2 separate regions of the Homo sapiens genome follow, and region 2 is linked to region 1. The links are chromatin contacts, found by Hi-C or POLR2A ChIA-PET in ENCODE. All regions are on one chromosome and are shown on one strand. Each heading gives the region's core, a stretch centred on a gene start or an enhancer-like site at or near the end of the contact. The rest is flanking DNA. Distances are from core to core; before and after follow the strand shown. Region 1 has its middle 170 kb from the start of NR5A2. Region 2 overlaps NR5A2 (nuclear receptor subfamily 5 group A member 2).

Evidence for each region. A loop is a pair of places that touch in the nucleus more often than their neighbours do. ChIA-PET counts read pairs that join two places held with the same protein, here RNA polymerase II (POLR2A). Pooled maps may share reads with other maps.
Region 2: a map of endothelial cell of umbilical vein shows a loop between it and region 1 (11-fold over the local background). The contact joins two enhancer-like sites. A Hi-C loop is called at or near these places in 2 of 168 maps with a recorded cell type or tissue (PC-3 and endothelial cell of umbilical vein) and 2 of 50 pooled maps. POLR2A ChIA-PET finds 5 or more read pairs at or near these places in 1 of 52 experiments (WTC11).

What each region holds. Positions count from the first base shown.
Region 1 is chr1:199,857,735-199,862,167 of GRCh38, reverse strand. No RefSeq gene overlaps it. Among named protein-coding and RNA genes, the nearest start is that of NR5A2, 170 kb to the left of the region's middle. Within about 2 kb of position 2,592, at least 3 of the 41 ENCODE cell types and tissues checked have a DNase peak (open chromatin) inside an H3K27ac peak, as active enhancers do; they include endothelial cell of umbilical vein, where a contact is called at or near this core.
Region 2 is chr1:200,073,874-200,078,306 of GRCh38, reverse strand. All of the region lies in intron 5 of NR5A2 (nuclear receptor subfamily 5 group A member 2), which reads right to left. Among named protein-coding and RNA genes, the nearest start is that of NR5A2, 48 kb to the right of the region's middle. Within about 2 kb of position 1,991, at least 8 of the 41 ENCODE cell types and tissues checked have a DNase peak (open chromatin) inside an H3K27ac peak, as active enhancers do; they include endothelial cell of umbilical vein, where a contact is called at or near this core.

The sequences.
Region 1 (4,433 bases), core at 1,343-3,842:
TACTATGTTACCCAGGCTTGTCTTAAACTCCTGAGCTCAAGTCAGCAACCCACCTTGGCCTCCCAAAATGCTGGGATTACAGGTGTGAACCACCATGCCTGGCCAAGATCTTAACTTATGGATAAATTCTTAACTTTATCTGACAAAATTGGTTTGCCAGAATGCTCATTGGTGATATTTAATGAGGGTTTACTGTGTATGCATATGCTTACTATGCATATGCTTTGTGTGAATTGTCTTTCTGAATCCTTCCCAACCCATGATGTATTTGGTGTAATTATGCCCATTTTACAGACGAGAAAACCAAAAGGCCATCAGGCTGGCAAAGAGGGGTGTGTGACATGGAACCCAGTATTTTGACTGAAGTCCATGTTCTTATATGTGCTGTGTATCTATAACATCACTGTGCAAGAAGTTAATACTCAAAAAATACTGCACATAAAAACATTACCCCAAAAAGGATAACAGTGGGAAATAGGCTAATATTCACTCCTACATCTCATCCTCTCCCAGGGCAGTGTTGGCTCATGTTCTTTTTAATTCTTGGCATTCTCCTTGAGGTTTTCTGCCCCATGGGTATTGTATAAAGACCTCCTCCAACTAGAATATTGCTGGGGTGGCATTCTGCTTTGTGTAATGCCAAAGTGAAGGTTTCTATGAAGCAGATGCATGCTTTTTTGGGAGAGACCACGATTTCTCCTGAAAGAATGCCACTGGTGGGTGACTACATGGATTCTTTGTCCCCTCTGTTGTGCCCCACTTTGGGAGAGAAGCAAGGATGGGTCTGTCAACCAGGGAAGAGGAGGCGACAGCGGCACAGTCTCTGGAAAAGTGTTGCTGATAGCCTATGGTGTGGAGAAGGGCAGGTTTGGGGAGTATCAGGAGTAGAGGGAAGGAAACAGGCTATCATATTTCTATAGAAGCAAAATGAGCAGCAGGGCTGACAGCCTTTGGCAGCAGGAAATCAGACATTATTTCTGGAGAGAACTTCCTGTCCCTAATGGGTAAACTTATCCACTTCTCACATTTCCCCACTTGTACTAGGGGCTTCCTAAGAAATAAATACTCTTTTTTTTCCTTTTCTTTTCTTTTCCTTTTTTTTTTTTTTTTTTTTTTTGAGACTGAGATCACTGTTGCCCAGGCTAGAGTGCAATGGCATGATCTCAGCTCACTGCAATCTTCATCTCCTGGGTTCAAGTGGTTCTCCTGCCTTAGCCTCTCAAGTAGCTGGGACTACAGGCATGTGCCATCACGCCTTGCTAATTTTTGTTATTTTTAGTAGAGTCAGGGTTTTATCATGTTGGCCAGGCTGGTCTCAAACTCCTGACCTCAGGTGATCTGCCTGCCTTGGCCTCCCAAAGTGCTGGGATCACAGGCGTGAGCCATCGTGCCCGGCCGGAAATACTCTTGTGTGTGGCTCCCTGTCTTTCCATTCGGTCAGGGGTCTGTGATAGAAGTGACTCCCCAGGAAGTCTTTTGGGGAACTCACAGGACAGAAGTGGGCGTTATCTTTGGTGGGCTTCTCTCCCCACCTCTCACCCCCACCCCATTGGTTTGTCTTTGAGATAACCAATTTTTATTGGGCATTGACTTTTAGGGCTGAATTGGGTCTTTCAAAGTTCACAAACACTACCCACCTCACCAACCTAACCACCTGCTAACCTTTCTGGAAATTTCCAGGCAAGTGGCTGAACCAAAGCAGGGAGTGTAGTACAAAGGCAAGATGGAAGCACAAGGCATCATGTTTCATGTATTAAAACCAACTCCTTGGCCAGGTGCGGTGGCTCATGCCTGTAATCCCAGCATTTTGGGAGGCCGAGGAGGGCGGGTCACCTGAGATCAGGAGTTCGAGACCAGCCTGGCTAACATGATGAAACCCTATCTCTACTAAAAAAAAAAAAAAAAAAAAAAAAATTAGCCAGGCATGGTGGCAGGTGCCTGTAATCCCAGCTACTCAGGAAGCTGAGGCAGGAGCATCACTTGAACCTGGGAGGCAGAGGTTGCAGTGAGCCGAGATCGCATCAGTGCATTCCAGCCTGGATGACAGAATGAGACTCCATCTTAATAAAAAACAAAAACAAAACAAAACAAAAACAACTCCTTGAAATCACATTTAAATATTAAGGTATTATTATATAACCACAAAATTTGCCTTTTAGATGGAATATGAAACCTCATCTATTCTTTGCAAATGTATTAACCTCACTCTTCTTTGTTTTAAACCATTTCTCCTCAGTCTTTCATACAGACAGATGGTCTCAGTTATGTACAGTAGCTTCTAGCCTCTGTGTTGCTATGCAACAAAATGCATCCTATCTGCGTCCTTTCTCTGTTATATCCCATTTCCGTTCAACTCAAAATAACTAGCCGAGTGCTTCAACATGCTACTTCCTCCTTTCTACAGAGTTGAATACCTATCAAGTATCTTCCTGGGCTTCCTATCTCTTCCTGTTACAGTCTTGAAAAAATGTGTTTGCTCCAATTTGATTTTCCTCATCACTTCCTATTTACATCAACCCACTCAGAGCTAAGGCAGGCAAAACATACATCAGTGAGTCATGCAGCTGTTGGCCCATAGGAAAAAGAAATGTGTCAGCCAATTGAGTGATATTTGAAACTAAAATTTTTTTTATTGTTGTCAGATGTGGGGTTCCTGTTTTTCCTTTTTGTCATGGCTTTGTTTCTCAACAGATACTAGAATGTACAAAAAATTAAACATAAAAGTAACTTTTCTCATTTTGGGGTTTAAGAAAGAGGGTAATAATCTTGCAAAAAGAGGGTAAATTCTTGCAAAATAAGAGGCAAGCAGAGGACATGTAAATGTCCTGAATTTTGTAGATAGAAGCTTGGAATTTAAAGATTAAAAAGTCCTTAAACAGAAACAAAAATACATCTTTTAAAAGACCGTATGTCATGTTGCAGTTTTTTTCTCTCTCGCTTGTTTAATCCTTAGGACATTAGACTCATTTATGGATTCTTCCAAAACTCATTTCATGCCCCTTTAATTCATGTCATTTTTCTTATCCCTAGTGGTCACAAATCTCAAATAATTAGATTAAGGTTGCCCCAACTAAGAAACCAGTGAATGTGGAATGGGGGAGATGGTAACATTGAGGTTAGAGTGGTTGCAGAAAATATGTTCATCACTCCTTGCTCTTCAGTGATCAAATTCCAATTTCTGAAGAAAAATCTAATGTCAAGTGGAAAAGAATGCATGTATTTGAAAATCCAAAGAATCTATGTAATTCACATTGGTGTTTTATTTCTTGATTTAAAAAATGAAGGTGCTGGAACATTGCATGATTTGAGATGAAGTATAAATCACTCAGTAGAATTTTGATGCTGTACAGTTATTATAAACTCAACAAAAAGTTTTAATTGCCTTAAATTTGTGCGAAATGTTCTTTAGAGGTAGGCACATTTGTTTTCTTTCCTCAGACGTTTTGGTTTCTCAGTCAAGTGTTCTCTGTGGAGTTGTAAATTTTCTTTCATGGCTGGGGTGGACGGATTTTACTTCCATGGTTAGTGTTTTCACACCTGATTTTGCTAAACTTGTGTTGGCCTCTTACCTGAGAAAGGTCCCTACAGCATACTCTAATGATGATCAGAACAGGTGGTCCTTGTGGCCAGCTTCCCTACCACACTGTTTCTTTGGAAACTCAGCACTGGGAATTGTTGCAAGAGCAGAAGAGAAGCTAAGTAATGTTGAGGATCCGAGTTTAGTGGCACTACTCGTTTGAGGTTACTGTAGTCTCTTGATACTGACAGGACCTTATCAGTACACAACGCCACAACACCATAGTACCCTTTGAATACTCTGACTATATTCTGTGTCTAAGCCAAAACGAAGTCAGGCAGCAATGTCAGATTGGACCCAATGGCAGCCAGGCTTTGGGGTGGAACTATGTGTGTGCCTTTGGCTTAGATGGTCCTGTCTGTCTGTGTTTACAGGGGGATTCTGAAGTCATTTTTTAGGCAGGTGCTGGTGTTCTTTATTTGGTCACATAAAAAATAAAAGGAGATGAAAGATTGGTAATGTGGATGTGTTAAATTTATAGATATGTGTATGTATATATGTGTTTGTGTGTATATGTGTATGTATACATGTATGTGTGTGTTATATATATGGAGAAATAGATATTAAAAATTATAAAAACCACTCAAAACAATTTTAGGTCATTCCTTCAACATGTGTATTAAATACCCCTTTACATTTCATATTTATTTTATCTGTGATTTTAAGTTAGATAAAATAACTTTTTTCTACTAGATATTGAAAATATTTTGCTGGGTACAGTAGCTCATGCCTGTAATCCTAGCATTTTGGGAGGCCAAGGTGGGTGGATTGCTTGAGACCAGCCTGGGCAACATAGTGAGATCTTGTCTCCAAAAGAAGTACAAAAATTAGCCAGGCGTGGTGGTGCATGCCTGTA
Region 2 (4,433 bases), core at 742-3,241, 220 kb before region 1:
GGGATGTAGGTAACTTCCCTTGACATGCCATACATAACACACACGAGTATCTCTTTCCAAGTGCTATTGAAGTCTTTAGTGGACCAACTCATGTGTTTTTGCCTTCTCCAAGTGTGCTGGTATCAATGCCAAATTTCTAACGTAGATATGTTAGAAAATAAAAACAATCAACTTTGTTTAATAATCAGAAAGTTCTGATGCCCACGTTTGGAGCAATTTGAAATGCTTGCTTGAATCTTCACAGAAACGTGAGGATACTAACTTTCTTTAACTAGCTTCTTTACCTGGGACTATCACTAGGCTTCAATGAGTCCATGAAGCCCTGGGATTGCATGCAAAATTTCTGTTTTATGCATTTTTCTGGGAAAATTAGTACAAGCTATCATCAGATACTCAAATAATGTTAACAGTGACTGCTAGAGAACAGAAGTCAAAGCCCTAAACTAGAATCAAAAACTGCGAGAGCCCTAAAGGTCATCCAGACTGACGTACCATCTTGCAAATGAGAAAAAGAAGTCCGAGGAAGACGGAACCACACAACTACTAAGTTGATGCAAAATTAATTGCCAGTTTGTTTGTTTTTGTTTCTGTTTGAGACCAAGTCTTGCTCTGTCACCCAGGCTGGAGTGCAGTAGCACTATCTTGGCTCACTGCAACCTCCGCCTCCCAGGTTCAAGCGATTCTCCTGCCTCAGCCTCCCGAGTAGCTGGGATTACAGGCACCCACCACCATGCCTGGCTAATTTTTGTATTTTTAGCAGAGACGAGGTTTCACTATGTTGGCCAGGCTGGTCTTGAACTCCTGACCTTAGGTGATCCACCTGCCTTGGCCTCCCAATGTGCTGGGATTACAGGCTTGAGCCACCCAGCCCAACCTAATTGTGGTTTTAATGGCAAAAACCGCAATTAATTTTGCACTAACCTAATACAATTTATTAAACATTAGCTAGTGAAAATGAGTTACTGAAACTCCGGAATTTGCTTCTTAATTAAGGACCTCTTCCTCTACATGTGATACCAATCTTTCCTTTGGCTGTTGTTTAAAAGTCAGATTTTGTTGTATGACCCTTAAAATAATTTTTCTGTGATGCCGAAACCTAATTATGAGAAATACATATGTTTTTAAAACAACATAAAACATTTTATAATTCTGGCCTTAGGCATCTGTTGGTATGAATAAATGTTTAAAAGACTTTCATTTGTAGATTAAAATTTATGTTTTATAAAAACGGCACTAAAGTAGTAGATATTATGCCTTAAACGCTTGTTAGGTTTTTTCTTGAAAAAGGATAGTTTGTATACATGTCACATGACATGGTCTACCTAACTTTTAAGTAGCTTTGTTGTATCAAATTCATTTTAAGTACATTTTAAACTTCTCTATAATTAATATTTAATTTATACAAATTAATCTATTATCTCTAACAGTGAGTGAGTTAGTGGAAGTTCCTTTGTAATATTTATGAAAATCTCAAACCAAGATCATGCAATGCCACCTATTACCAAAAAATATGTTTCTACTTAATGTTTATTTTGAATTCTCCAAACCTCCAAATTATTAACAAAAATGCTAAGCAAGTCATGCTGTTCATTTAAATGGCAACTCTGTACCTACTCAATAGTTAAAACACTAAATCTGAAAAGATGTCAGCTGCTTTTGAATTCTCAAATCAAGTAAGGTATTTACTATTCTCAGTAAGCTACCTAAATTAGTCACTCCTTTTAGAAGTACAGGACAAAAAATGAAAAAGATACTATAATAGTAAGTTAACCTAAAATTTTTAATCCACTAATGCTCTGCGATTTAAAACAAATAAGATACGGTTAGCCTGCAGACAAAAAAAAAAAAAAATTCCTGGGCATGAATCACTGCTTACATTCTTTTCCATCCACAAACAATTTCATTTGGGAAAGTTGCCACATAGTATCGACAGTGACAACAAATGGCATTGTCCCGTGAACATCTGTTTCCGACTCCCACACTGATACTGCAGGCTGGGTACTTAGGACTTAGTTGGTCTTCACAAGTTGCTGAGCCACAAAGGAACTGGAAATCACTGGTACGTTGAGGTTTTATTATTGGAACACAGGAAAACTTTATCATCATGCTGGGAAGTTCTGTATCTTTTGAAATATTGGAACCGGGGTTATGTTAGCACATTAAACCATGCGGAAGACTACTTCTGAAGAAAGGGGAGGAAAAAAACTGTTTCTTGTCTATTATGTCCTTGGGTTGAGGTTCCCACTCAATCTTCATATAACTTCCTCACCCACCCTCAACCGAAAATTGTTTTGTTTTTAAAAGATGTTATTGAGTTTAGCTTCTTGTTAAAATCAAGAGAACAGAATACCAAAGGAATTCTAAGCAAAACATGATAAATAAACACTATTGTTTCTTAACAAAAAAAAAAGAAAAGAAAACAGAAGAGCTTTTATACACACTTTTATTTTTTCTAAATTCACACTACCATGCTTCACATTTTCTGAAAGCCTGGCGATATAAGGCTCGTAAAGACTCTTGACTAGAACATCCTCACCTCAGCCCACAGTGTTAAAAGGAGGAGGGCAAAGAGCTGCTGGGAGAAAAGCCAGCATGAGTGGATAAGTGGAGAGGTGGCGACAAGACACAGATGTGCGACTTTGGCTTTTGCTGCTCAACTTGTGCTACAACGGTAACGGTTTATGCACGTCTTTCAAGAACCCTTCAAGTGCACGCAACAGATTACTACTCTGTTTTACACCTCTTCTCTGTGTGGCACTTAGTTTTAATGAAAGTCTAATTCTAAACTACTTGCATGCTGCAACTATTTGCATGCTCCAAATTAATTTGCATATTGCTGAAGCAAAGAGGCTTCCTTTTTTGGCGCTTAGTTTTAACAAAAGCAGTAATAGAAGTGAATGTTATTCACAATGGTAATTCTGAATCAACCTATATTAAAACTACTGGCATGCTTCAAATTAATTTGCATATTGCTGAAGCAAAAAAGCCTCCTTTTTTTGCAAAGCGGCTTTCCTTTTTCCACTTATATTAATGGAAATGTTCAGTGGGATATGCAGTCAATGTCTGACTTATGTATACTTGGTAAATGGTTCATTCTAAAAAATATATATTGGAACATATTACATAAAACACTGTTTACTTCATTTGGCATCACACAAAATAGGCACTCCAAAAAATATTTATTAAAGAGATCACCAAATGAAATTACCACAGAGCTGTCTGGCTGAAGATAGGACAATAATAAATTCCTACTGGAGAGAAATAATTCTAAGACTTATTTTTCCTAGAGGACAATCTTTCACCAGAATACACATATAGTTTATAAATAAGTAATACATGTTTTTAAAAAGAATTATTACTAAATTCCATATCTTCATAATTTCACGTGTAAACCCCTAAAAATGTAACTATTTAAAAAATAATCATTCAGTCTATCATGACTACTTATGGGAAAATATATCCATATTTGGAGAAGTTTTTTTTTTAATTCCAGTCCATAGTGATTTAAAAAAAAAAAATTAAAGTGTTTGAGATTTGTGTTTCTCTCGTGTTTTTTTTTTTTTTTTTTTTGAGATGGACTCTCGCCCTGTCGCCCAGACTGGAGTGCAGTGGTGTGATCTCGGCTCACTGCAGGCTCCACCTCCTGGGTTCCCGCCATTCTCCTGCCTCAGCTTCCCGAGTAGCTGGGACTACAGGCACCCGCCACCAAACCTGGCTAATTTTTTGTATTTTTAGTAGAGACGGAGTTTCACTGTGTTAGCAAGGATGGTCTCGATCTCCTGACCTTGTGATCTGCCCGCCTCGGCCTCCCAAAGTGCTGGGATTACAGACGTGACCCACCGCACCCGGCCCTTTTTCTTCTTTCTTTCTCTCTTTCTTGTTTTTTTTTCTTTTTTTTTTCTTTTCTTTTAGATTAAAGACAGGGTCTTGCTATGTTGGTCTTGAATCCTCCCACCTCAGCCTCCCAAAGTGCTAGGATTTCAGGTGTGAGCCACTGTGCCTGGCCTCTCCCACTTTTAACTACAGTCTTACAATCAGTTCTCAAATAACTGCACTCATAATTCATTATCAAAAAGAAAAAAACATTAATAAACAGGCAATCAAAAATTAGAACTAGATCTGTAATATTCATGCCCATGAATCATTTCATTACTAATAGACTATTTATATTGTTTTTTATGCTTTTTAGCATACTTTTATTATGTCATTGATTCCTCACGAGGACCAAGTATAGCCATTTTCATCCAAATCAGTCTTGAAGAAAAATTCAAGAGGAATTCTTTAAGATTGAGTTGATTCAAATGGCACCATCTCTGCAAAGTTTTCCCTGGTGCCCCCTCCACAGACAGAAAAGCTCTGCCCTGTGTTCTTATAACAGCTATCGTCTCTGTTATACACCCATTGCCCATTCTAATTACAGGTTCAAAAGTCTG